Linked DNA regions of Mus musculus: all the other regions are linked to region 4. The links are chromatin loops, found by intact Hi-C in ENCODE. Cell type or tissue: heart. All regions are shown on one strand. Region 1 has its middle 72 kb from the start of Kcnj5. Region 2 overlaps Ets1 (E26 avian leukemia oncogene 1, 5' domain). Region 3 overlaps Ets1 (E26 avian leukemia oncogene 1, 5' domain). Region 4 has its middle 4.9 kb from the start of Gm31871. Region 5 overlaps Ets1 (E26 avian leukemia oncogene 1, 5' domain). Region 6 has its middle 22 kb from the start of Gm3331. Region 7 overlaps Ets1 (E26 avian leukemia oncogene 1, 5' domain).

Evidence for each region. Peaks named below come from ENCODE experiments on the same cell type or tissue, not always from the same donor. Only the 100,000 strongest peaks of a DNase experiment are listed, where the experiment ranks them.
Region 1: a loop joins it to region 4, with 9 times the contacts of the local background. A loop is called at or near these places in 15 of 42 quality-filtered maps.
Region 2: it touches region 4 in a loop (2.7-fold over the local background); 8 of 42 quality-filtered maps call a loop at or near these places.
Region 3: a loop joins it to region 4, with 3.0 times the contacts of the local background. A loop is called at or near these places in 6 of 42 quality-filtered maps.
Region 5: it touches region 4 in a loop (6-fold over the local background); 12 of 42 quality-filtered maps call a loop at or near these places.
Region 6: a loop joins it to region 4, with 4 times the contacts of the local background. A loop is called at or near these places in 3 of 42 quality-filtered maps.
Region 7: it touches region 4 in a loop (3-fold over the local background); 9 of 42 quality-filtered maps call a loop at or near these places.

Annotation. Positions count from the first base shown.
Region 1 is chr9:32,270,697-32,274,696 of GRCm38, reverse strand. No RefSeq gene overlaps it. Among named protein-coding and RNA genes, the nearest start is that of Kcnj5, 72 kb to the left of the region's middle. In heart, a CTCF peak has its summit at 2,494 (motif pointing left); no DNase peak of the experiment used is centred here.
Region 2 is chr9:32,745,571-32,749,570 of GRCm38, reverse strand. The region is part of intron 8 of Ets1 (E26 avian leukemia oncogene 1, 5' domain); the gene reads right to left. Among named protein-coding and RNA genes, the nearest start is that of Gm3331, 36 kb to the left of the region's middle. In heart, no CTCF peak of the experiment used is centred here; a DNase peak (open chromatin) is centred at 1,780; H3K27ac peaks cover 300 bases.
Region 3 is chr9:32,709,683-32,713,682 of GRCm38, reverse strand. The region is part of intron 3 of Ets1 (E26 avian leukemia oncogene 1, 5' domain); the gene reads right to left. Among named protein-coding and RNA genes, the nearest start is that of Gm3331, 71 kb to the left of the region's middle. In heart, no CTCF peak of the experiment used is centred here; DNase peaks (open chromatin) are centred at 1,682, 2,233 and 2,541; H3K4me3 peaks cover 454 bases; H3K27ac peaks cover 1,429 bases.
Region 4 is chr9:32,587,596-32,591,595 of GRCm38, reverse strand. No RefSeq gene overlaps it. Among named protein-coding and RNA genes, the nearest start is that of Gm31871, 4.9 kb to the left of the region's middle. In heart, a CTCF peak has its summit at 1,500 (motif pointing left); a DNase peak (open chromatin) is centred at 1,485; H3K27ac peaks cover 212 bases.
Region 5 is chr9:32,693,733-32,697,732 of GRCm38, reverse strand. All of the region lies in intron 3 of Ets1 (E26 avian leukemia oncogene 1, 5' domain), which reads right to left. Among named protein-coding and RNA genes, the nearest start is that of Ets1, 59 kb to the right of the region's middle. In heart, a CTCF peak has its summit at 1,684; DNase peaks (open chromatin) are centred at 882, 1,752, 3,102 and 3,442; H3K4me3 peaks cover 2,438 bases; H3K27ac peaks cover 2,334 bases.
Region 6 is chr9:32,759,264-32,763,263 of GRCm38, reverse strand. No RefSeq gene overlaps it. Among named protein-coding and RNA genes, the nearest start is that of Gm3331, 22 kb to the left of the region's middle. In heart, no CTCF peak of the experiment used is centred here; DNase peaks (open chromatin) are centred at 1,733 and 2,413; H3K27ac peaks cover 1,590 bases; H3K27me3 peaks cover 255 bases.
Region 7 is chr9:32,665,566-32,669,565 of GRCm38, reverse strand. The region is part of intron 3 of Ets1 (E26 avian leukemia oncogene 1, 5' domain); the gene reads right to left. Among named protein-coding and RNA genes, the nearest start is that of Ets1, 31 kb to the right of the region's middle. In heart, a CTCF peak has its summit at 2,242; DNase peaks (open chromatin) are centred at 1,855 and 2,205; H3K27ac peaks cover 489 bases.

The sequences.
Region 1 (4,000 bases), 320 kb after region 4:
GTAATGTTGACAGGAAATGCACTGTTGCACAGTTTCTGGGAGGTGAAGTAACAGGCAGACAGAAAGCATGGAACACTGAGGAAAGGGTTTGCACAGTGGCAAGAGCAGAGAAACAGAGATGGGAAAGGCTGAGATGTCGGACTGCTTTGTGTGTGTGTGTGTGTGTGTGTGTGTGTGTGTGTGTGTGTGTGTGTGCGCGCGTGCGCTGTGTATGTACACATGTGTTAGTGCATGTGTGTGCATGCATACATGCAAGTACATGCGATGTGCATGTACACATACGTGTGTGTGCATGTGTGTGTATATGTTTCTTCATGCATGTGTGTGCAGGTGAATGTACACACACACACACACACACACACACACATGTGTGTGTGTGTGTGTGTGTGTGTGTGTAAGAGTGAGTAATATACTTTGGAGCTGGGGCCCTTCCTTGGTGCTATTGGGAGGCCATGGAGAACTAAACTGTGAGACTCTAGTATGTCACTGTCCCTGATTTAACTCAACCACACTCTGTCACAGATCCTCAATGCAACAGAACAAATCAGTCATGAATCGATTCAGATGGAGCTATAAAACTGTGAGCTAAAACAGTCCTATCCTCTCAGTAAGTTATTGGCACCAGTATTTGTTATAGGAACCAAAAGCTCACCAACACAGTGATTGTGTGTGTGGCAGGGTACTTGGTGTGTGCTGACCTGGTATTGGCCAAATACTGTTCTCCTGCTCCTTACCAGAGACTCACCAGACTTCTAAATGGCAAAGTTCAGAACCAGCTGTGTTCGGAAATGGGCTGTAAATGCCAGAAACAGTGCCCAAAGGAAGCTTACCCCAGGCAACAGACACTGGGTTAATGAACGGCTGCTGCTGTTTTACAACGAGACTGGTGATCTGATTTGACTTTTAAAACTAATTATCTATGTACAGGAAACTTGGGTTGCCAATGGCAGTTGTCCTTGATGGGAAATGTTCAGTTCCACAGAGTTCTAATCCAGTTCTCACATCCGCTGGACACACCTTGCACTTATATGGTCTATGGTTTGAGCATGGGTTACCTTGAGAAAACGCAGATTGAAGCTGTGTGCCCAGTGTAAGCATGGAGTGGTGGTGGAGCCTGCCAAGAGGATAATGAAAAATCCACCTTCACTAGGGACAGCTGAGGTCTCTGGGAAACAGTTCTGGTCCTACAGGGGTCTGACAGGATGGGTTGTTATAAGGTAAGGCCCTTCTTCCATTTCTTCTCCTCAGTACATGCCCACCCACCTTTCTGCTTTCCAACTTGCGCTGAGCTCTTATGGCACATTTTAGCTTTCCAAAATAGCAAACAAACTTCTGTTCTTTATAAATTACCCAGTCTCTGGTATCATATTGCAGTAACAGAGAACAGACCAAGACAGCAGCCTACGCTTCTCAGAACATTTTTTCATGGATCCTCCCTTTGTTCCTGGGTGACTCTGTGGTACCCCGACTGCAGGTCAGTGTCCCCCTTTGCAGAAACAGCTGTGGAACCTGAAGGAGGTAGAGTTTCCTGTCATAGGGTTGGTGCCCTTAAATTTAACGTGGAGTGAGATAGTGTAATTAGTCACAGAATTATGAATAAGGAGTTATGACCAAACATGGTCTTCTGACTCTAGTCTAGATTCTTTTCGACTAGAAAACTTTCCCAGAAATACATTCTGGGGAAATATCCTATGGACAAAGTGTTCTGTGGTCCAATGTGATGTGTTCTTTCTAAGCACTTGAAAGTCATGGCATAGAATGTATGAATTTTTAAGAAACTCTGCAGCAGAGCAAACAGACTAAATTGTTTAACCTATGATCATGCCATCTTCTGGAAGACTGGGGAAACTTTCAGAGATAATAAGGTTCTTTGAAACAAAGTTTGGACAGTGCTGTTCAGAAGCACTGGCTATACTGTTGGCTATAGTTCAGGACCACCAGGTATTAACAGGGAGCTGGAGGGAAAGATCTTCTTCAGGAAAATGGCTCCTAGGTCCTGAGGGATGGAATCAACCAGGAAGCTCCACTAATAATGTAGTCATGCAGTTTCTGTGGTCCATGAAGAGACTAGTTCAGTGAAACAAGCACAGAAATTTACATTTTAAACTCCTTGCAAGAATGCTGGTGTGCATGGAGGTTTGCAAATGCTGCGGAGTCTTTAAGAGTCCATGAAACTGGAGAAGCTGGAGTCTGAACGTTTTGTGAAATTTTATAAAACACAGCAATAAAAGACATTTTAAAATTTCAATACATGAAGGTCTTTGGAACTCACAGGGTCCCCAGTTCCCAAACAGTGCTTATCAGCAATCACTTCTCAACCCCTTCAGGGCCATTGCTTTTTAAATCTGCTCTTGTAAACAAGTGGAGTGAAGTTGTGGACCCAGAAGATCAGCGGCTGAACCACTTGTTCTATAGTCAGCCACAGGCAGGGCTCTAGTAATCGGGGCACTCGTAAATAAAAAGTGTGCTGACAGCACCCTCTAGTGGCTTCCTCAAAGTCCTACTTCCATTTCAGTAAGCACGTTTGAACAAATTGTTTGTGGCCAGGGGCAGTTTACTTTGTGTCAAGCTCTCATGAAGCTTATAAACAAACAGACACAGTCATTAACTCAATAAGTAACTTCTGGGAAGTGGTATTTAAAGAATTAAGAAGGCTGTGGGGGCAATCCATGGAGGCTGTCTGGTGTGTCTCTGTGAAGGGGTGGCCTCCCGTGACTTGTGAATCAGAAATCTCAAAGACAATGAATCAGAGGCAGATTCTCTGGGCCATACCAGTGAGCTTGGATTTAGTGTGTGTGTTTGAGGATAAAATAAAGAGGAAGAATTCTCCAGGAGAGGGCACAGTAGCATTCACCATCCAGCAGACAGCTCTCAAATAACCTTTAGGAGACACTGATGTAAGTCTAGGATTCTACACATCCCATGAGATGTAGGAGGCATGAAAAGTTTGATTCAGTTACCCAGTTAGTGTTTTAGTCTCTCCTACAACACCCTTGCTGGACAAGAAGCTACCTCTGTGGCCTGTGTATGCTGCCGGTAAGCACTGTGTCCCTGAGCAATAACCGCAGTTTGAAAAGACACGTCTGATTGCTTCTACCATTGAGGGTCGTCCCTCATACAAAGGCACAATCCTTTTGTTCTAAGAGCTGTATATACACCATGAATAGCATATCCCACCTTCTCAAGTCTATTTTTCCTGGGGTGGGGGTCACAGGGGAGCTGAGTGTGCTGCTAAGGGATGGAGGAGGCATGAAGGTAGGAAACCTGTCTGGACCACAGTCAGCCACATTCTCTAAACTTTTCTGGACACAGTCAGCCACATTCTCTAAACTAAAGTGGGACTCAGTCCAGAGAACTAAGATAACCTTTAAACTGTAATAGAACCAGGCACTGTCCTGGCCCACTCACCTGTGATTCTGAGCTCAGTATTGGGAGCCTTTTCCTGGCTTCGTGGAAGCCACTCCTTGCATGTTTAGCTTCTTTGAAGAGTCAGAAAATCATACCTTTCAGCCTCCTAATAGTTATAAGTGCTAATAGAAGAGACCAATTTCCCACCACAATTAAGTAAGCAGTATTACGAAGAACTTATAAGGACAGTAACGGACTTGCTAGCAGTTCCAGGAAACTATGAACCACAGTCAGGACAATAACTTTCAGAAATTTCTTGTAGGTCTTGGGGTACCTGGAGATTTACCTCACAAGGTGCAGCACCAATGGAGCTCTGATAAAGTAGATCATTCAGGAACTAATTCTCATTTATCTAAATGTCGTCATTTCTTGGCATATTGGTTTTATGTTTGCTGAAACTATCTAAGCCCTGTTTTGTTTTGTTTTGTTTTGTTTTGTTTTGTTTTGTTTTGTTCTTCTCTCGAAGTTGCTATGCCTAGGGAAAAAAAAGAGATCTTTTTCCTCTTCACTGTCTATATTCAGAAATGATTTGTAGGGGGTGTGTATTGAGAGAAGGTCTGTCTCACCTCCAAGCAACCTGTCTTTCTAACTT
Region 2 (4,000 bases), 160 kb before region 4:
AAAGAACACCAAGCCTGCTACCCTCCAGGGGACCTGAGAGAGGCCACAAATCAGAGGCAGCTTCCCATAAATCCCTGCTCATCTGGGTCACATTTTATGTCTCATCTTTATCAAGAAATTGCAAGGCCTAATGCTTTCTGTTGATGACTGAATATTGAGGTCTCCTGTGTTTTGGTCACTGACTCTGAGGCTAAACCTTGAAGTAAGCTGGAAATAAACCTTATTGAAGTGTGTGCGTGCACATGCACAAATGTCTGGCTTGTCTGGTTGAGTGTTTCTGTTTCTCTTGTTGGTGTTTACAGAATTGGAGACTAAACCCAGGACCTTGCACGTGGTAGGCAAGTTTTCTAAGACTGAGCCATGCTCTCAACTATTTAATTACCTATTCATATAAGCATCCATGCATTTTGAGTCGGGCTCTCACTACCATTGCCCAGGATGGCCTTGAACTTGTAATCCTCCTGCCTCATACCCCTGAGTAGTTGAGATTGGAGGTTTGCACCAGCAAGACCAACTATGGCAACCCTTCACACTTGACAATGTCACCCTCATTCATTTTGTGTTCTCGGCTTGCAGACTACCTGCCCAAGGCAGTGACTCAAAGCTGGCAGTAGAGGAGGCAAGATTAGACATCAGGTTCTTCTACTCCATCCACATTTCCACTTCAAATGTAGTTCATATCTATCATCTGGGCCCTGGTAAGAGGCTAACACAAGACGTGAGCTCGTATGGATGGAGTCGCCACCAGACAGCTGTTGTCCTGGCAGACTGCTCCTATTTTTACCAAGGTTTCTTTTTAAACTATCCCTACATCGCTCCTCTGTGGGGCTGTGTGGGTGAACACATATGTGCACATATATAGAGGAAAAGAAACCTCAGGTGTCTGAGAGAAGCCACCCACTGCTGTAGTGATCTGGAAGTCCAAACAGACTAGACTAGAGCTAACTAGCTAGCTAGGCCAGAGCTCCAGGAATCTCCCTGACCTTTCCTTCCTAGCACTAGATGTCGAAAGCACACCAATGTGCCATGCTTTTTAAGGTAGGTGCTAGAGATCTGAGGGTCAAACTCCATTCCTCGTGCTTGGGAGGTAAGCACATTGCCAGCCGAGCCATCTGCCCATCTTCCCACTTTCACTGTGTTTCCTATTACTGGAATGTATATGATTCCATGGAGGCCCTCTGACAACACCTGACCAGCACACACCTCCCTGCTAACAATTCTAACACTATGTGTTTTATCAAATGCCTCCAGGTTGGTACTCTTACGTTTGTGATGTCAGCCATGATACCTCAACATTTAATGAATGCTTTTGCCAAAACCATAATCCTCGGGGGGGGGGGGGGGAGTGGAAGCATACAGGTTTGAAAGGTACCTAAAGGCATCTCTCTATTAAATTATATTTGGGGCCAAAATATGGATGACACCCAGGCTATGCTGTACCAACACACTCCCAAAATAAAGCAGCCACACCTCTTGTCCTTAGGGGGTTCATGGCGCTCTAAGAAGCTGAAGTTCTTTAGTTCTACTCTGAAATTCAAATTGAATACCTCAGTGTGGATAGGAATGGCATATTTATTTTAACCTATGAAACTCTCATGGTTGAGCACCCTTGCAACGGGGCTGACTCTGCCCTGAGACACATCTGGCAGGTGGCCCTAAAACAGCGAATAAGCCTGGCTGGCCCCTCCCTTCCAGCCAGGTGTCTCTGCCCACAGCCAACGGCGACAGCAAAAACAGAACACTGGAGTCCGGAAGTGACCCGTCTGCTCAGCATAGCCTCCCTTTTTATACCCCGGGGAGCACCTGTCTCTGCGATGGGGTGGGTGACTCCAGAGTCTTCATACACCCTTCTAAGTCATTTACAAACAATCCCAGAATCTTATTGTTTCCATGAAGTCATGGTGTTGAGGGGCCAATTAAATAGAAATCAGCCAGCAGTTTCTTGCTGTGTATTGGACCCTGTGCAGAGCTGCACTGGGGCCTGTGTGAGGATGACACTGCTCTGTAGCTCGGCTCTCAAGGCCTGGAGAGAACTTTGATAAGAGAGAGCAAAGGCTGTCTGATATCTACTTCAGTTCTATGCCTAGAGTTGTCACCTCCTGTTTCTTCTGAGTTGTGGCTTTCTGGTACCACTGTACCATCCCATCTGGCCTCTAACGTGGCCTAAATATGGTGTATTCTACAGTCTTCCCACAATGCCTTGATTTAGTAAGTCCCTACTATCCTGTACTCTATAAATGTGGCCCTGTGTCAAAGCCTACAAATCAAGAGTAGTGAATAGAATATAAACTCTACTAATGAGACCATTAAAGTTATACTTGCTAAACACAGTGATGAAAAATAATTCAGAAACCCAGAAAGTCAAACGCGTGCGCACACACACACACACACACACACACACACACAAATGCATGCAGACATATATACACATAAAGCCTGCACAGATGGTGACCCATACAGAACTTTGATTTTAATTCTTCCTGGTGAAAATGAAAGATAATGCAACTCAAACTCCCTGGGCTTCGTTTTCCTGTTCCTAAAATGGAATAGCAATTTTGCTTGTCTTTAATCTACAGATGTCCATTAGGCCTCTCTTAGAGAAAAATGGCAGTCATAAGGAGAGAACACTGAGGAATGAACGTCAGAGCCGAGCAGTCTGGGAAAAACACAGAAATCGTGCAGAAAAGTGAAAGATAGCGGAAGAGGCATTTGTCAAAACAGAACTTTCAAAGGAATAGCTGTAAACTGCCTAGATAAAATTTAATAATGCTTCCAAGAATGAAATCAACTTTCATGTGGCAACTTTCAGGAAGTATAAACCTGGGAGATGGTTTTAAAAATCAATCATATCAATGTAATTTTTAAAACATCTTTATGGAATAACCACTGAACTACTGTAAGTTCAGAATGAGAATGAAAGCACCCGCTAATTAAGAGTGGGTACGCACCATGAGAGGTAGCAGAGTTAGGAACCGACCTGGCTTGGGGAAACCTGGGTCACAGACAGACTTAGCTCCTCATTCCCACGTGATGCATTTTCTCTAATCATTCCTGCTCCGGCCAAGCCCCCACTACCTTCCCCAGTGCTTGCACAAGCATGGGTCTACGTGGTCTACCAGTACTGAGAAGTGGGGTACCTTGCCTAGCCACCAAGACCCAGGCAAACTGGCCACTGGGTCAAGAGGGCAGCAAGTGGCCAGCTGGGCGCCCCACCTGGGTGTTCACTGAGACTCACTGGGCTAGTTTGCCTTGGACTGGAGAAGGCAGTTACACATTTTTCATGTATGACGAAAGACCTTTGTTGCTGCTGTGGCTCTGCACACCTGTGTGCATTCAAGTGTCCACAAGTGGGGGTGGAAGGCAACAGGCAAAAAAAGACCGCTCCATTCTCTTAAAGGGGCTGCCTCCGTTTATAATCTAAAGTTCAGAGGCAGCCTCTTGCCTCTAAGCCCACCACAGATGTTGTCGCGCCGTGCGCACTTCAACCTAGCTTGCACATGAGCCTGCAGAGCCCATCAGTGAGCCTCAAGTCAGGAAGTGGCTTTCTTTACAGCCTTTCCCTCCTGGGGTTTTCTAGGGAACAGACTTTTTAAGAAGCCACCAGAGAGATCTCAGCTGGGGTCAGGGGTAGAAAGTAAGCATTGTGTTATAAACCAATGAAGTTTTTTTTTCCCCCTAACCTATGTAAGTATCTTAAAAGAAACACCTTGCTCTGATACCCAGGTAAGTAGGCAGAAGAGAGAAGGATGAGTTGACGGATTAGTAACACTATAAGCCCGAGTCTCCAGACTCTGTATGTAACTCTGGCAGTCCATCTCTGGGACTAACTTAACTTCTGGGGAGAGGATCCTCTGCATTTTAGGGATAACGAACATGGCCAGTCTGGTCTATTGTAACTCTCGGGGAGACATAAGTGAGCGTCAGTCTGTACTAGCTCTGACAAGCACGCAGCCAGCACCTAACTTATGAGCATCTTTCACGTAGGGCTTTTGACTAGACT
Region 3 (4,000 bases), 120 kb before region 4:
GAGTGTCATTCTGGAGCAACATTTCTCCCTAAGTTCTTCAGAAACCCCAGCGGACAACTATCCACAAAGCCAACACATATACAAATGTACATATTATGGCTCCCTCTGCTACCTGTTCCCATTGCAGTTTACAAGGGCTGAGTGACAATCACCAAACTGTAGACGTCCCCCTCACACACAAGAGAGAGAGGTTCCTGGTGTGTGACAGTGATCATTAAACAAGCAGTGTTTGATTGCATGACACTGGAATGTACAGCAGCTCTGGAAACAGAGGGTGCCATTCTTATCAAACCAGGGCCAGGGAGGACATAGTTAATGTCTGATCTACAGATCTGTATCTAAAACCACTGACAGGAGAATCAAGAGTCACTGTGCCATTTGAAGCCTCTCCAACATTACCATTTCAGTCCTGTGGTGCCCAAACAGAATGGGCAAGATACAGTGAACATCACAGAGACACGGCTCTACCCAGGAGATAATATCCAAGTGTAAGCTTGTGAAGCAAGCCTCCCTCTGGTGAATGAAGTTGTCTGTTTCAGCCCAAAGGGCCTGAAGTCTTGGAGCAATTCAAGTACCTCTCATCCAAAAGCAAACACATCTGGAGCGCTGAATCTACAGATTTAAGGGCTCCTATATCTCTCCTAGTTGATCCCTTTTAGCCACACAGGTTTCTTCCTTCTGGGTCTCTTATAAGAGCCCCATGCGCCCAGACTTCAGTGTACTGACAATCACGCTGCTGCCTCCAAGTCCTGTCCACACAGGCCCAGAGCAGACATCTCTGGGCACCTCTAACAACAAACCCAAGAGGCTGACCCAGTCACCAGGCAGACCCAATCTTCAGATCAATGGGCTAGACAGACCAATAGTTGGAGAGCAGAGAAAAAGTGATCAATGCTAAGGGGGCAGGAGCTGAAGCCGCTCTCTCCATCCGCCTGCGTCAGGTGGGAAAGAGAGGCCCGTATGCGCAGGCCTCATCATCCGAGGTTAATAACTGGCTCTGTCTCATCAGGAAGCCATTAGGAAACTGCAGCCACCACAGCCCAAGCTCCCTGGGCCTAACTGTCTGCATGCATCTGGGGAAAGCACTTATTACCTCCACCCAGCAGTGCCAGCAGTTCCGGGGTTACTCCACTGAGAGGCTTAAGCAAGCCAGCCTGCAGAGTAGAGTGGAGAGCCTGGGTGCTGAGGAGAGGCAAGTGGGAAGTAGGCCCCTAGAGATTGGAAGATGGAGAACTCAAGTCAGATGTGTGCTTTGAGCCCTCCTTAGGACCCTGCCCTTCCTGGACAGCATGCCTTTGTTCAATGGGCATTGACTGTAGGCTGGGGGTGTGCATGGAACTTCTTTGGGGGACACTGAAAACGTTTTGAAATGACTGAGGTACTTGTGATGATTACACAACTCTATGGATGTATTAAAAGCCACTGAACTTCTACTATAGGAACTCTATCTTAAAAGACAGAAGTCAGCTACTGACTCACAGAGCGATGGGAACACCTTGGTGACTGACAGCCATAGACCCTCCACTTGGGCGTTCCCCTTCTAGTGGGACAAAGCTATCCTGCTAAATACACAAAAAGCAGTACTCCCAACTCCAGAGTGACCAAGGCTTTGCAGTGAGGGACCAATGTGGCTGGATTCCAGAAGCTTTGGGAAGGGGAAGAGGAAGGAGACTGCAGATGTCCTGGGATGGGAGGAAACCAAGGTGACAAATACGAAACCAATTACTGAGAAGGGAAGGCAGAGGGATGCTGGGGCCTCCAACACCCACCTCTGACACACGGAAATGCTTCTGATGGCAGCTGGACACTGTGGGAGAGACTGGGCAAGGTCCACGTCCAGAGCCAACACCTGGTGTCAGTGATGTCTGGGAACACTTATGTAGAGGCCCCAGATCCCTCTCATTTCCCAGCCCCTCGCCACACCCAGAGGAGGCTCTCCAGGCCCTCACTTAAAGACCCTCAGAAGGAAGTATACCTTATACTCTGCACCCCGCCCACTGGCTAAATGTTTTTCTCTCTCAACCCCTAGAAGTTGATGGAAGAGGGATAAATACAACAGAATTTCAGGAAGACCGACATCAACAGAACATCACAGACTGAGAACTGAGGCACGACCTGTCACAACACAGGGACAACACTGGCAGTCACTTGGCAAAATGTTCAAGAGGGATAATGAGTTCTGTCCCCTGGAGTGCCCCAATCCGACACTGATGGATTCCCTAGCCCTTACTCACATGGCCCAGGGCCCCCACCCCCGATGAGTGAAGCAGGGCATAGAGGTGGGAGAGGAAAGAGGAATGGAGATATCTGACAGACAGAAATCAAGAGGGTAAGGAGGGACTCTGGTTCAGGGAACGTACGCGGTGAAATTCAGAGGAGCAAGAAAGGACAGAGAGAACGTGCTTCAGAAACATTTCTCTGAGCCTTACACACCCTCCAGTTGGGATAGAGCCCTGTCTTGGCAGCAGGCTCATTGCTGCTTTATAATATACTGAATTAGTCATTGGATTAGCAAGCACATTTACACACACTGGCGCACAGCTGTTTAAAGACACACGATCCCCTTTTCTAGGTGCTGGATTCTGGTTGTAAATCGTCGGCTGCAATCAACTGGTGAAGGCCAGAGATGCATGGGTTTTAGGGGAAATCTGCAGGAGCCTGAACAGTCCAGCAGGCACCTCTTTGGGAACAGGAGCAAGAACCCTGGGAAAGGATAGCAGGCTGCTTCTGTGTCAGGTGGGTTCGCTGCCTACACTTACACTCTCACACCTACGGTAAAGGGGGGGGGTGCCTGGCTCTGCAAGTGACCATTGGGATTTCTGATAGTAGATTTCCTCCTTAAGGCTGCCCCAAAAAGAAAAGAGTCCCGGAGGAAAATGAGTGCCTTGACAATGGAAATCATCTGAGCTTCGATGGCAGGCATTCTAAGAAGTTGTTGCAGTTCGAAGGACAGTGTCTGAAAAGAAGGCTCTGGAGCTGGAAACTCGGTCAATGCCTGAACTCAGATAAGGTAAATGTCTGAAGAGAGGGACTGGAAAATAATAGAGCCAGCCACAGGGCCGTTCTAGCGCACTTGGTTAAAGGGGTGTCAAGTGGAAAATTTTCTGTAACCAGGTTAACAGCAACCACAGTTTTAACAACCGCTGAAGTAGGAACAGTGTGACCAGCGAAGTAGAACTGGTACAGAATTCGGTGGGCTGAGATAATGGTGACACCATTTCCTGAGACCCTGTGGTGTGGTCTAAAGAGGAAAAAAATGTATCTTAGAGGAATTATCTCTAATCCTTGCCACAGCCCTGGGTGTGCTTTCTTATTATCTTCATGTAAGGATCAGAAAAGCAGGGCTCCGGGAAGCTAAATCATTGGCCTTAGGACGAATCAGTGAGTAAGAACACAGCACTCAGCCGTGGCTATCTCACCTGCCTTCACTGGGGAGTCGCTTCACCCAAGGGCAGAGATCCCTGGGTGCTGAGAAACCTAAACATGAACTTTCCTTATGATTAGTTCTCATCTGCCACATGGGAAAAGGAGAATGGCTGTGTAACACAAGATAAGCAACCAGTGGCACGACTGAATCCACCCGACAAACTTAAGAACCCGGCACTAATGACTAAAGGAGATGAATCACATTTAGACTCTGTTGGAACAGGAACTGGGGGGAGACCCACAAACACGGTGTGAGTAGGCTCTGTAGAGGAGTATGTGCCCTGCACCAGCCTTCCCTAATCCACATACTACTTCCCTAGAACTGGGCTGAGTCGGAAACACACGTAGCTGAATACGATTTTCCTATGCAGCAAGGCAGCTTGGAGCAACCAGAGCCTTACTTCATCTTCACTCATTGCTCACTCACTGTGTGAGGCATGCCTGCAAGCCATGACTGCTGACCAGAGCTCCTCTGAAGCCACAACAACTCACCAGGGCCCACTCTCACTGATACTCTGCTGCTGTTTTGTTCAATAAGTACCCAAAATCTGCTGAAGGCTCTGAAGCTTCTAAA
Region 4 (4,000 bases):
CCTCTCAAAGAGTAAAGTCCATACCCGGTTCCAAATGCTTTAAACAACGTAACCGCTGTGTAGATAGCTGTTACACAGTAGTGTTTAGAGAACTATAACAACACACCCAGTTACTACAGATAAAGTATCCCAGGCCAGGCTGAAGAGTGTACAGAGCCATGTCTGGGGGGGTGGGGGGCTGTCTATTCTCTCTCTCTCTCTCTCTCTCTCTCTCTCTCTCTCTCTCTCTCTTTCTCTCTCTCTCTCCCTCTCTCTCTCTCCTTGCCATTTATTTGCTCTCAACATGCACCGAACTATTTCATTCTCACAGACCCTGTGATCTATGGTGTATTATTATCTACTTTATAACAACAAGAAACCAGGCCCATGGTGAGTTGATAGTTACCCCATCTCATAGTTGGCACAGGCAGGCTTGAGTCCGGGTGGTATGGCCTGGAGACCCAACAACCCTGCGCATAGGACTCCTGCTCACTGGCAGACTGCCCTTCTGCTGGGAGAGCAAAGAAGAAACAGTGTGGCTGGCCTGGCATAAAATAATTAATAGGAACTTGAGTTAGACTCTGGTTCTTGATAGGTCATTTCCAGAAGAGGCAGGTCCTTGGGTCCATCTGTGCTGTCTCGTGCAATAGGGCTTCTTTCATTGATAAAGGTAAACAATATTTTGTTGTAAGTATCTACCACATTTGATTGCTCTATTTAGCTGTCAAAAATAGTTAGGCTATTTTTCACCCCTTAGCCACTGTCAACGATGCTGTAAGAACCATGAAAATGCAGTGCTAGTTCTCTACAAGATGCTGACGTCAGCTCCTCTGGGAAAAGGCCCTGGAGCAGATTCTTCCCTGGGTCTCCGTTAGTTTTAGGTTGCCATGGCAGCGGCATCTTTCTGCATCCCCATCAACAGTGCAAAGGTTCCAATTGCCCATACCCTCAACAATGTTTATTCTTGTTTTGATAATGCTGTCTGACAGGTGTATGATATTTTCTCATCGTGAGGGAAGAATACAGGAATGAAATGTCATATTGACAATGTAAAAAACCAGTAAATGATATTTGGACAGTCTGCATGCTGTCCAAATCTGACTTTAAAAATATATATATCAATATACCCTAACTACAAATTCTTAGTATTTTTTTATTATTCAAAATTCCTTATTGGTATTTACCCTCAGAAGTTGGAGGGGGCAATCAGTTCCGAAAGCACTTCCTACCTAGATATGCTATTCGTGTTTCTTTAAAAAGTGAGCCCCTCTGGGCATGGTGCATTTTTATGAAAAGGCTAGGTAAGTTTGGGGTAGGAGGACAGAGCTGAAAAGTCTGTCGTCTTTGTGGATAGGGGAAGCCACATTTAAAGGGCATTTTTTCTTCAGAAAGAGACCTCTTAGAACAGAAGTTCAAGCAAGAACATTCTTTCAGCTAAAGGCCTCTCTCCTCCTACTGACTGGCTCCATCCCTTGACAAAGACACGAACTCTGCTTTGTAGCGACCCCTGCTGGCCATATGCACGTGGTACAATGTAGCCAACTACCCGTTCCTCCTGAGATGCTGATAAAAAACAGAGGCCAGCATATAGGCAGCCCCTCCTAGTCTCTTCTGCCTTCTGAGTTCTGGACTATCGTGAGTTAAGAGAAACCTTCCTGGTCGCCCAGCCTTTTGCCTAGGAGCTGCTAAGGACAGAGATGGGCAGACACGAACCCTTCCCCCTAGACGTTTAGAGATGACTACAGAAGAGAGGGTATCATGCATGCTAGAGCGTGGCATTGCAGCGAAGAGGGGGCCCCCATATATAAGCACTAGAACGTTGGCAGAAGAGGCGCTGTGTGAGCTTCTCTGGAGCACTGAAGCAGAGAGTGTGCCGAGGTCTAAGGAGGACGCATGCTGGGGGGGGGGGGGACACACACACGACAGGGCTCCCGCTGAGGTGGGAACAGTGGTATGGGAAGGTTTCCTCTGCGCTTCTAAGGCTCCTCCTCCTGATGATGTTTAAAGCAGAGCTCTCCTCTTCCGAGAATAAGGAACATGAGTGAGGTGGGCTTTCAGAACCCTCACTAAGGAAGAGGTTGGCTACGCCCCTCCCAGAGACCCTTGGCTTCTCTGTTAAGACACCATTTGTCACTTCTTTGCTCAAGACTGTTGGGTGCAGTAATGACCACAAGGGCAGTCTAGGGAGGCAGGTAAGTTCTTTTCATCTAAAGCTGGTGGGAAAAAAAATCTCTATCCTCATCCCATGGGATTTTGGGTTCTATTAGAATCCAGTTCAGAGATGACTTACAACAAAGCAAAAAAACCAAAAAAACAAAAACAAAAACAAAAAACAACCCAAAAAAACAAAAAAAATTACAAAAAAAACAAAAAAACAAAACAAACAAACAAAAACAAGTGAATTAATTGGATGTTAACAATAGTGTTCCTCGGTTCTCCTTGAAATCATTTAAAATGTTTAAGGGCAGCTAATGTTCATCAGTCATATTGGGTGCACCTTGTGATGGACAACTGAGCCATAAGAAGTGACAAGTGTCAGAGGAGAGTCTTGGACTTCTTTCTAGCATCTTTGTTACTTTCAAATGTCCATAACAATGTCCCCAAATGGAATCATCAAGCTATGCCCCAGCTCAAATAAGGTTCAGCCATTACACACGGGTAAATCCTTAACTGTGTAGGGAGTCAGGGGACTGCTCTTGACTCTGTGGGGCTGGGCTCAGCCTCTTGTTACCTGAACAGACAGTGTGAACACAGAGGAAAGTAAACAGCCCTTTGCACGTTAAGGACCAATATGGATATAGTAATGGATTCCTCCAAACCTCAGCAGCTGAGTCGATTTACAGCTGGGAAATTAGACAAAGCTCACAACTCCCCGAGCTGGCTGCTTGCCCCTTAAACACTACCTGACTGTCACCAGCCCAGGAAGAAATCAAGTGGCCTCCTGGCCTCAAAATCTCCCAGGGTGTTCAAGGGCTCCAGGCAAGGAAACGTGACCTTCCCTAGACCCCCAGCCCCCAGATCTCCAAAATGTTCATCTGGTAGAGCAAAGACAAAGCTTCTGAGAGCCTTTTTTTCTGGGAAAAAGTGGGGGTCTCTGTGATCCTGGGGGGCCCAGCCTCAAAGAAACTTGCTGGAAAGACTTGGGGCTCTACTGTCAGAAGCTAAATGGGAACGAAGCAAGAAAAGATGGAGACAATTGAAAGATAACCCTGAGAGTCTCACTTTTCCGAAAATGGGAATGAGTAACGTCGTAAGTCCTTGGACTGACGGGGCAGAAGGAAGCTGGAAGCAAGTGGGGGAAGTTTAATCAACACAGAAAAGGGCATGGAAGAAGGTCTAACTGAGAAGAAGCGGGAAAGGGAGCTGAGGAGAAGAGTCGGGTGCCAGCCGAGCTAGGAAACCAAGCATTTCAGTAATAACACAACAGCTTTAGAAAATCAGTTGTGAAAAAAAAGTCAATAGAGTTGAAAACTCCGTTTATCATTACTCTGCTTCCTAAAGTGTGGGACCAAAGGCAGCAATTAGCATTGCAGAGCTGGGCTTCAGGGTTCAAGTCATTGGTCATGTGCAAAAATCCATGATGTGCGCGTGCGCACAAGTTGGGTGAGGCGTGTAGAACAGTGTACTGCTCTATTGAGAAAGATGAACACACAGAATCAAGGATTGACAATGCCATTCAGACAACTGCCCGTTGAATGGAGCATGGGAGCGGGAGGTGGGGCTGAGAACAGGTTGGTAATCCAAAAGAATCAGAGACGCCAGAGACTCACAACCATCTGTGAGATGCACGATCAGCTGAACTGAGCTACTCGGCTGGGAAAATACAAGAAGCCAGCAAGAGGCCTGTAGGGCACTGGCTGCTGAGAGGGAGTTCTCAGTGAGTGTCCAGGCTGTTTCTGTCTGGAGGGGCACTACAGCAGGAGGCCAAGCCTCAGTGCAGGGCTAACAGGACGAGGCAAGTATTGCAGATCAAGCTCAGCCAGGCTTACTTACACAACCGTGGAGGAAAGAGAGTTCAAGA
Region 5 (4,000 bases), 110 kb before region 4:
CTCCTGGCTCCATCGAACACCCCAAACCCACTTTCATAGCAACATTTCTATATGTAGCTCTGAGTGCCTGAGAAGTCTCCCCAGCTCTAGGAGAGACCCCCAGCTCAACCTGGCTCTGAATGTCATCACACTGTGTTTGTACAGAGCAATCCGGCACTGACTGTCAGGAGCGTCTCTAGAAAGGATGGCGCCCAAATGTCTTCATTAACATTTTGAAACACATCAGAATGTCAAAACGTCATCTTGGCTTGTATTGAAAGTCTAAAGAACAGGTTAAATATGCAGTTATTTACGGCAGAGGCAAGAGATCAGGGACAGCAGTTAAAGTTACAGATAATCAGACCCAATAGACGTGTGTGTTTTGACATCTGATTGTTTTCCAAAATGCATCATCTTCTCCCTTTATCTTTCTAGATCCTTTCACCTCCAAAGTCACTTTTCTCTGAGTCCAGCTTCCTATTCTAAAAGTAGGCACTTTGCACTCTGCTAGCTTCAGGAATCCCCAAGAGTTGACTCCATCTGTTGAACACTAAAATTTCCTTCTAAGACAATATTCGATGTCTTTACTCTCCCTCTCTTCTTCAAATCCTTTAAGCCTGCTAAATAAAACCATGAGCCAAAGACACTAAGTTACATCTGGTCGTGGGATGCTTTCCTTCTTCAAGGACCTTTGGTACGGGAGGCCAAAAGATGGCAGAATAGAAAGGCAGTAAAGCTAGTTACTACACTGACCAGGAAGGAATCAGACTTTCCCAAAGTTAAACAGATTCTGTTCGTTTCTCCTCCCACTACCTCCCCCTCAACCTAGAAAAGAGGAGTGAGGCTCTAAGGGACTTATGACAGGGGCGCTCAGGATGCAAGTGCTCGTAGGCCGGGCAGCTAGCCAGACACCCTTTCAGCACTTCACAAGAGCCTCCCATCAAGCTCCAATACTGGGGAGACACAGTTGGGACGGGGTGGGGGTGATCTTAGAGACAGTGTCAGGCCCCTTGCTAACATTAAGGAATATTACCAGAAGTTTCTCGCTTATGTGGGAAAATTCAAACAACGGAATTAGGGAGCTGGAAATTCTATAAGCGTTTTCCCATTAGTCACAAAACACACAGCTGTGAAAATAAATACACCCAGCCCCCCCCCCCCCAAAAAAAGCCAAGGGTCTTGGGCCACCAACAGTCCTCCTGGCTTCTGCATCCAGTGCTCCTGAGGGAGCAGCGCAGCCCAGAAGGGGACCCGGAGCTGGGGTGGGGGCCTCACTGTTGCCACTCACCCGGGGAAGGGAAAAGCTCGAGATCCACTTTTTCTGTCTTGATGATGGTGAGAGTCGGCTTGAGATCGACGGCCGCCTTCATGGTGCCCGGAGTTGAGGGGGCCGGCGGGATGAGAGTAAGTTTGCTGTAACTGTTGTTTTGCTTTTTAATGGGGATTTTTGAACCCAGTGGAAGGGGACAGAGCGCAACCCTAAAATCTCAAATTCCCGCTGACCGCCCCGCGGGAAGGTGCGCGCCCAGCCAGTCCGCGCGAAGTTGGCACTTGGCGGAGCAGAGAGCGCGCTTAGGTCCCAGCCTCGCCCGCGCCTCGCCCGCCCGCTCGCTCCTCTGTCCCGGGCGCTCGCTCCCTCCTCCGTCCGGGGCGCTCGCTCCCTTGCTCGCTCGCACGGCTGGCCGGCGCTGGCGCAGTGCAGCTCGCCTCCGCTTTAGGGCGTTCCTCACCGAGCCCAGGCCCAGGGTCCCAGCCGCTGCCCTGCCCACTCGGCGAGGCGGCGAGGGCGGGGCGGCGGGGCGGGGCTTAGCATCTGCAGCCAATCACCGCCCGTCTCCCAAAAGCGAAAGGAAGGGCGGGCGAGCCTGGCCCGGCGGCGCTGCTCCAGCTATTCCGCGCGCGCGGGGCGAGGGCCTCAGCCCACCGCTGCTAAGAATGGCTGGCGAGCCTGTCCCTGGCATGCCGGGGCTACTGCCACAGTCTCGGGAAAGTCCGTCTGATTCTGCACGCATTCTTGAAGGCTTGGTCACCCTCTGCGGCCCCGCTCCAGTAGCAGCATAGTTTTCCAAGTGCGTGTACATCATTCATTCACAAAGCTTGACACACAGGACGTGAGGCGTGGGTGCGCAACGAGGGGCGCGTGCGGGGGATTCCACAGCAGGGGTCCTGCGAGGGTTCCTGCCTAGACCTGACTCAGAATCCCACCCGTGGAATGGTTGGGCAAGACAAGGGCAGTATTGATGAACAGAAACCTCAATCAACTTCACTAGCTCAGAACCAAACCTATTGGAGACCCCCAAAACAAAAGTCCCAACGCTCCTGGATTAGCCAGGGAGTCCAGAACCTGTAACTGAGTTTCTAATTATTCTGTTCCTCTAGTTGTGTCACCATTGGCCAACGCTTTGTCAGACACTGCTCTATTAGGAAAAAAAAAAAAAAAAAAAACAGCATCTTTTCCTATATCACCACACCCACCAACACTCTGGTATGAATCTCTGGGGTTCATCACAGTGCATGTCCTTGCCATATTTGAGAACTCCCAACATGCCAGATAACAAGATGAGTGAGGTAATCCATAATTTGCCACTGATAGATACCCATTATACATCGAGAGAGTTGGTATAAATTAACAAATCACCCAAGGACATGGAAGTATATATGTAACTGGAGCAAGGCACTGATGTCCACCTTTGAGTAAAAGACAACATAACAAATCTTCCTGAGCAACCTCAGGGAAAGCTATTCTTAGTACTGTTTCCTGATTTCTAAGCATGTGCCGAACTGCTACCACTTGCCTGCAACTGTAATTTCTGTTCCAGTAGACTTATTCACACCTGCTAGCTTTATCTAAGCATGCTTTCTCCCTTCCAGCTTTAGCAGAGTACAGGGTTCCCAAAGCAAATCCCAATCCGAGGGGTGGAGTGGGGGCAGCAATGGAGTGTCAATCTCTGGGTCTTGGTCAAATTTCCAGTCTCCACCCTTCTTGGGTGACCAGAGGAAAATATGTGTATGTGATAATCCTCAATTTTTTTGGGGGGGGGCGGGGGGGAGAACAAAGACCATGCTGTGTTTCTGCAAGGTATGAGAAAACAATGCTGGCCTCCAAATGACAAGAACAGACACTTCCAAGCCTGGGAAACGCTTAGGGAACCCGTTGATGAATGAATTGTACGTTCACACGCCCAAATAAGCAGCAAGGCAGAATCTTGGACTGGGCCCTCCTTATTATGACGTCTGCAGAACTGGACAAACTAACAGTTTATTTGGGGAATTTTCATTTTGACGTGGCAGTCTTATGAAAAGTCTGGAGAATTTCTACTTTATTTGCAAAAGCAGTTTCCTCAGAATCCCTCCTTCCTCATGGCCTCCCCGAGGCCTCTTCCTCCAGCAAACCCGTGTTCAGTTAACACTACTGACATGCAAGCATGTGCAACACTAAAGGAAGCCTCCCACAATCCAGCTGGGAGCATTTTCTACCCTGGCAACAGTGAGTCAACATGGTCCTTGTAATGCTTCCACAATGACCATCAGTGTGCTGGTTTTCCTGTCCCTAACTGTGTCGTGAAGTGAAGAAGCTCAAAATGTGCTAGTGTCCATCCAAATCAGAAGGTGTGATGGGGACGTCTCTGATGGCAAATGTTCGATACATCTCAAGCCCCACGTGTACAACAGGATCTGGTTGGAACTTACTGTAGGGTGAGAAGCACTGACAGAGATCCAGTTAAGATATTTATACATTTTGAGGACACTGATCATCCAATCGGGACTGTTGATCACTTAATTAATGTTGGACACATGGAATTTGCATTCTCCTTATAACACAAGTAGATTTCCCCAAACATTCTTGCAGAGTTTAAAAGCCGTTGCTATATTTTACCTTCCAAAAAAAAATCATACAATTTTCCCCAAGCCTAGGACATTACAGACTTTCAATAAATATTTCTCGAGTGAAGCACTATCAGTTTACTGGTTGCTCTGGGCCTCTTCTTGTATGCTGCCTGTAGTGAACATGACCTAGGAG
Region 6 (4,000 bases), 170 kb before region 4:
TCTCTTCAGATGAGCTAACTCGGGTTCCAACTCCTCTCCTTCCTCCAACCTGTCCCCTCTGATCTGCCATGTAGAGACAGGGTGACCTTTCTAAGCACAACGCAGGAGCTGTGGCTAAGTCAGTAGGAAGAGTGCCAAGACTCTACCTTGTGCTTCACAGGGCCCACCATACAGGGTCACCTCCCGCCCATCTCTTGTGACCCCACCCCAGCCTCTGCTTCTGCAGCTTCTGCTCTGTCCTTCTGAGTTATGGTTTCTCTCGCAGGTTGCACGTTTTCTCTGTACCTCAACCTCTCCCATTCCCACCTGGCTGGCTTCATCCTCACCCATTCAGACCACAGACCTCTTCAGGTTCTTGTTCTTGGTATCAAGCCAGTGTCAATCTCACTGGAGAGGGATTCTCATCCATTCCTTAGGTGACCTCAGCATTTAGCAGGGTATTGAATCCATCACAGCTAATACAAATAATAATGAGGACTAACAGCGAATCCTCTAGAAATGAGCTTAAGCCGGGTGCATTACCTGGAAATTGGATGAGAATAATCCAAGTAGAGAAGAAGAATGTGGGAGGACTTGGAGTAAAATAGGATTCGCATTCTTGTACCAGTTCTGTCACCAATGGATGATAGTTGGAGGACACAAGTCATGTACCCTCCACTGCCCTGTGAAATCATGACTGCCTAGCTGAAGGGATTGTATAATGTCAACTTAAGGTGATTTGGATTCTAAAACTGTAGAATCAGACTTCTGACATTTTGACTCTTGGCTATCACTCTTCTAGGAGTGTCTAACCTACTGTCCACAGTCCAAATGTACTATACAATAACTATGAAGGTGTCCCATTCCAAAAATTATAAGTTTAAAACATTGTAAGATTGGGGGTGATTATTTTGTAATTTGATTTTTGTTTGTTTGGTTTCTTTATAACAGGATTGACCATGACATTTGTAGACAAAATGGTTGTGATGAAATTGTAGATTGGACACCCCTGAAACACTGTTGTGTTTCCCAAAGAGACCTTTCAACTCAATATAGAGGAGAAAGGAGCTGCCAGCAAGACCCAGACAGAATGATTTGAGGAAACTGGAATGCTCCCAGATTCCCTCAGTTATGTGTTCCCCCTTGTTTTTAATTCTTGTCTTTGTTGTCTGGGCTTCAGGATTTGGATCATCACATACAGCAGCAGAGGGAAGACTCTTTGGAATCTGTAGTCAGAGTTCTGATGTGGAATTTCAAGTAGGCTAAACACACAGGTTCCTAAAGCAATGAACATGTGCTGCCAGTATCATGCCGGTGGCACACTCGAACCCTCCTCCAGGGCTCTGTGATGGGGCATAAAAGGGGCTTTAAATTCCTTGGGCACCAGGGCACGGATATACTTTACTGTTCTGAAAACTTGGCTTTGGAGAAAGCAGATACATGCACACATATCTGCCACTCCAAACACCCGTCATTGTCTATCATCTTATCTACTTAAGATGCAAATAATACTCATATACAAAATACATACAGATGTGTGTATATGTCTCCAATTAAAGGACCACATTTCTTTGTGTATTGCGACTTTGTGAATCTTCTATTGACAGGGAAGTCAGAAATTATGGAACAAGACTGACCTAAAATGTAGCTTGGAAGAGAGACAGGCTCTCAATTGTTAGGGATGGGGTTGGGGTTGGGCTGTGTTGTTTCCTTCCTTCCTTCCTCCCTTTCTTCACATCGTTGGGACCTTGTGTACAGTAGATAAGTGCTCACTCATCACTGAGCAACACCCCCATCTCTGAATTAGGTCTTGAACTTTCTGTCTCAGAGATCTGTGAGGCCAGCTACCATTTCTTATGAACAGTGCACAAAATTCCCAAAGTACATAGAAAGTCCCTATTGCCATCTCTCTTCCATAGTTTGGAGGAGTCTTGAGTTGACAAAGCAATCTCAGACCAAGCTACTAATTGTTACCACTGGTGGTCTGGCCGTCTGAAGACCGGTGTCAGTTTTTCAAGTGTCAATGCTCTCTTGTTATTTGCAGGTACACCTTGGGAACGGATCTCAAAGAATAAGCTGTAGTTTCACATTTGCCTACACAAATGTTACAATTGCCTGCTATAGAATAGCTCAGGTGCAATGGCTTCAACTGATAGTGTGTCAAGCAGACAACATAGAGAAGACACTGGCCATCTCTGACCTTAGTAATTACCACAAGTGGCTGCTGAAAGTTTCCTAGACTCTTTATGTCTTATCACAGGGAGTGACCAGAGTCAACTCAACATCAAAGTTCCCTGTGCAGTGCTGTGGCTAGGCGTATCAGAGCCTGAGTGACAGAGAGGAGAGATTAGACAGGTCTGTAAACTCCCTGCAGGCTTTGGGAATTGGGAGCGTGTCACAAGACCTGGCCATTGTAGATTTCCTCTTGTTGCTGTGGGCAGATGTTCATTGCTATCGTTATTTTGGACGTCAGCACATAGAGATATGCCAGGCCATTGAAGAGTGGCTTTCCCAGGACAGACATATTTGTCAGGAAAATGGAAACATAGGAGGGGGCTGGGACATAAAGTAAAACAGGAAATGGCATTGGCCCAAAGGCAGAGGACAGGTCCACTTTATCCCCTGAGTTCTAAGCTCTCAACGTATGGGTGTGACCCAAATTTATCCTTGGGATTTTTCTCCAGTGCATCAACGCCTGCTATAATTAGACCCCTGGAATGATTGCCTTATTACAACAGGTACCATAGAATGGTTTTGGTCTTGTTTTTCATTGCTTTTAGGACCAGGTGGGGTTTTATAGCATGGAGGGATCCCTTTGGGTGGTTTGCAGCTAACAGTAAATTCAGCCAATATGGGATAGGTACCAAGTGGCTAGGGTTGGTCCTAGAGGCAGCTCCCAGGTGCGTCAGAAGGATCCTCCCAATCTGAGACAGAGAAGAGCCTCTGTAGAAGCAGACCACATTACCAACCACCTCCAGCGCGAACTCTACCAAAAAGGAGAGGTCACAGAGGATTTTGACAGTTGAAAAGCATCCTTGCTTAAAAGGAGACTTTGTTCCCTTTCCATGTTTAGAGGATGAAGTGTACCTCTTAGTACCAGGATTATGGATCCCACAGAGGGTGAGCCACCACCCTGTGTCCTCAAAGGAAGTCTTTCAAGTCCTAGGGCAAGCACATGGAAGAAACAAGGGGTTACAAGTCAGATGGCTCTCTGGCGAGCCCGGTGACCTTTTGTACTCCCTTCCACTAGCGTTTCTTGACTCCAATAAGCTTCATGTTAAATAAACATGAACTAAGGAGAGATATATGTAAGAGCTGCAGACTCACATTCTACAGGGAACAGGCAAACATGTAAATGAATGAATGGGGCTGGCCCACTGGGGATGAAATAGAGTCTTATTCATCCAGGAGAGAGCTTATTCAGTGTCATGGCATATGTCAGGAGGTTACTCATTTGGGCCATGTAAGTGGGTTCCATACTCTGAAGGACAATCGAATCATCTCAGAGAAGGAATGTTGTTTTGTTACCACTATCTTCCATGGTCTCTCCCTCATTTCCCCCCAAACACAGACCACAATCTCTCTTTAGGTTAAAAGAATTACAGTCCACTATGTTGAAAAGCTTTGTCATGGTGTGGATATGATTTGAACCTAACATCCCAGTGTGCTGGTGCAGCCTCTTGGAGATAGATGGAGGCTGGTGGAAAGTGGTTAGGACAGGACATGACCTCAAAGGGGATTCATGCTGGTTTTGAAAACGGCTTAGTTCTCTTGAGAGTTATTATAAAAATACCAAGCCTGACCCCTAATCGCTGTGGCTCCCTATCTCATCAGGGAAGGTCTCTGTCTACACCCACCCAACACCATGCCCCCACCATCAGGTCCTCAACAGAGGTCATATACATAGGGCCACTAAGTTTGGACTTTGGGCTCCAAAACTCTGTGCCAAAGAAAATGCTTTTCTCTGCTACTTACCTCAGTTATGTTCTGATAGCTACAGAAAACTGATCCGCACGTATCC
Region 7 (4,000 bases), 78 kb before region 4:
ATGCACATCATGTTTACTGTATGCCGGCATGCTTCAAGCTTCACAGATAGGAACTGAGTGATTCTCAGAGTGTGACTTCTGGGTTTCCAGCAGCCATAACAGGGGCAGCTCCTGGAAATGTATTAGAAAAAAAAATCAAAAGAATTCCTCAGCCTAACCTTGGAGTAGGGCTTTAAAGCCTGTGCCTCAGCAGATTCTGGCGTTTCTAGTTTAATGAGTCCAAAGCAAGAGTTAAATCTTACATCTCTAAGTCCTCCTCCTCCTCCTCCTCCTCCTCCTCCTCCTCCTCCTCCTCCTCCTCCTCCTCCTCCTCCTCCTCCTCTTTGGGCTACTGCTGCTACTGCCACTGCCTGTAGACCAAGCTAAAGAATCATCATCAAGTTGCCCAAGGTCACACAGTGAGGACGATCTCCTATAAACCTCGGTGACCTCCTTTAAGATCCCGGCTTCCTTACTCCTGGACCATCTCTGAATTCTTTTCCAAGACATTGCGAAGCGGCAGGATCCTGTGTATGACACGAGTGTATATTGATCAAAATGCCACTGTTAAAAATTGGGATGAATCAAGACCAAATCTATCGCTGCCTTTGAAAAACATACTACCTGGAATGGAAAAAAAAAATGATGGTGCTCTGGAAGGGGAGCAGAGTATTGTGTTTTCTGATACATGCTATGAGCAGTCATGATGGCCCTAACAAAGAGGCTGAGGTCACATGTGGACAGCTGGCGGCTACGGCTGAACTTTAGTCATGTTGTCTCCTTTTGGAGTGGGCTCTCTGGCTTCTGATTTCTGATTCCCAATAGGACCAAGATAGAGTCAAGCTTTGCCCGACTCCAGTCAGGACTGGGTTCCATTTTCTATTTCTTCTGAGAATGGCTTGTATGGACCCTGTCGCTTCTCAACAAGGCTGTGGGCAGGAACTAGCTCTAACGCTTCACGACAGCAACATTTTAGTGAGTTAGAGACTGGGTGCAGGAGCCTGACACACACAATCATTCTCACTATGGTGATGGAGAGAGAGGTGCTGTAGCTGAGGGACAGACTAGATGAAGGGAACAGAAAAGAGGCAGGGTCAGTGGGCTGCACTCCAGGCAGACTATAAACAGTAACAGACATTACAGCCCTGGCTTGTGTAAGGAGCTCCATTGATTCACAAGATTCTCTGACAGAAGGATGATGAGAAGCTAAAACAGAAAGGGCCCATTCATTCATGCAGAACACAAGCCCTTGGCCCCCATTGGCTCTCCATAATGGCTCCAGGCTGATAGCAAGGAGGGGGCCATAGGGAGGGAGGAGGAGGTAAAAAAATGAAAGAAAATGATGACTGCAAGATCGTTGTGAAGCAACGTACAGCTGCACAGGCAATTGCATGCAAATGTGACTTCCCTTTTTAGCTGTAGTGAATGTCCTCAGAATCGTGTGTTTTTCTCTTTCACGCCATTTCTCCTCTCTTCCGTCCCTTGTCATTTTTCCAGGCTCCCCGATTCTTTGTCCCTTGTCATTCATCTTTCATCATCTTTTCCCAATACCATCTCTATCTCTACCAACCCTCATCTCTGTTTTCTGTCAGTTCTGCACATCTCAGTTTTCCCCCTCTGTTCCTTTTCGTCTCTTCTTTGCTTTCCTGGTTCCCGACTCTCCCTTCCACTTATTAGCAAGAGTTTTTCCATTTAAGCCTTAGCCTTATTCTCTTGGCCTCCCTTCTTCCCATTCCTCTCCTCCTCCTCGGCCTCTGCCGCTCGAGAATGAATGGGAACAATACTCTGATGAAGGCCGCTACGAGCAAGCCTGGGTGTTCATGGATGGTCCCTCCTGTCAGTATTCCAGTCACTGACAGATGTGTAATCCTTGGAAAAGAAGTCCATTCATCCCTTCTGAGAGCACAGACGTGAGGCAGAGCAGGGGTGGGAAGTAGCCATGAGTCGGAGGAGGGGAAGGAAACAGAAGTTATAAATAGGATGAAAGAAGATGGGAGGAAAAAAATGGAGTATTTTTTTTCTCCCTTTCTTTTTATTCAGCATATCTCCACCAAAGAAAAAAAAGAAAAAAAAGTGCCACAGCTGGAGAAATCATTCGTTCATCCACATCTTCATCTTCCTTCTTTAAAAGAAAACCCACAATAGCCTTCCAAAAAACAACCCATCGCCGAGGAGAACTGGACCACAGCCCAGAAAGAGGTCCTGCAGCTCCTTCATCTGGACAGCTCACAAGGCAAGGGACAGACAGGGAAAGACTCAAGGTTCTTTGCCAGATCTTTCCATCAGAGGGAGCCTGGGGAAGTGGGAGCTCTTGCCTCTATTTGCAAACAGATTACCATCCACTGGTAGGGAGCCAGACCCCATGGAAGCAGCCTATCGTTCCAAACTGCAATGGCTGGCATGTCGGGCCATTCTGAGGATGGTTATTATTCCCACCCCAAAGCCACAAGTCTAGGCAACCCGAGCTTCTGTCTTGGAACCGCAAGCTACGGGGGAAAGAGCTCTATCATACTGCTAAGAATTCTGTACATTTTAAGGCTGAGGACATGTGAGTTGCTAGTTACTCATATATTTCACAGAATCTGTCTCCCGGGCTCTGAAGTCAAAACATTTTAACTTCTCAGAGTGTTGGCAAGAAAAACAGATAAGATTATCACCCCCACTTGTAGTAATGTACTCCTCAGTTAAGAAAGAGAAAGGCTCTTACCCATGGGACGAATCTCAAGTTAGGCCACTCATTGGTCAGCTGTTCCCTCAGTCTCTGTTCCATGTTTGTCCCTGGACTTCTTGTAGGCAGGACAGATTTTTGGGGTTGAAGGTTTGTGGATGGGTTGGTGTCTTTATCCCTCCACTGGGAGTCCTGCCTAGCTAAAGGAGGTGGCCACTTCAGGCTCAGAAGAGTCTAGGAGTCAGGAGGCTAGGAATCTCAGCTAGAGTCACCATAGACGCCCTGGAGCCTTCCCCATCTCAGGTCTATGGTACATCCTAGAGACATGCTCTCCGTGCCCCACCCCCACCTCAGAGGTGAAGGGAAGGTGGAAATGGAGGAAAGGAATGTGTGAGGGGAGGAAATGGGAGGAGGGAGGGCTGCGATCAGAATGTAAAGTGAATTAATTAATTAATTAATGTAAAGACTTAAAAATAAATTTAAGAAAAAATAGAAAGAGAAAGGCTATGTCTGTTAGGAAGAAACGACATTCTCACCTTGGGTTTATGAGCAAGTGTGCAGAGACACTGGAATACAAATGAGATTCAACTTGTAACAAGAGGAAGTGTCATCAGAGTTGCATTCAGTGAATAAAAACCCTAAGGCTTGTGACAATAATAGTATTCAAGATGATACAAACCTAGGCATGGCTATGTGGGTCTTCTTATAGAGATGAAATCTAATTTGTTCACAATTTTAATGGCTCAATTTTTTTCATATTCTTACATCTCCAGTCTTGAAGTCTAACCACTGTGTAGGCACATCATCTTCCCAACCTCTTCATGCAATGGATACACAGCTGAAAAGTGTGTTTATGCTTTTGACTGTTTTTAACCCTTGAAGGGATGAAGGTATCAAAAAGGGAAGGAACAATGGCATAGATGCTACTTAGTCAGCAGAATAGTGATTTCAACCTGTCCCAGGACCTGAGAAGAGCCTCCTACACTGTTCGACCCACCACAGCACACCCCTGCCTGAGAGCAGCATTGCACTCCGTATCTCTGTTCCCTCCTGCTGCGGGATGAAGCAGATATTTGCTTTATTTTCCCACTACTTTACAAGCCACTTACCATAAGTCAGAAGCACACTGAACAACCACCACAACAAAGCATTGCACTTAGTTCCCAGAAATTACCCCCAGTCTCTTTGGTTTCACCTGTATAATTCCTGTGAATTATATATTTTAATATGTTGGAGCAATGACATTTCTTGTGCTAAGAATTTGACCTGATAAAATGTAGATAGGTTTTGGAGTCGTTCTGATTATTGTTTTACACACACACACACACACACACACACACACACACACACACA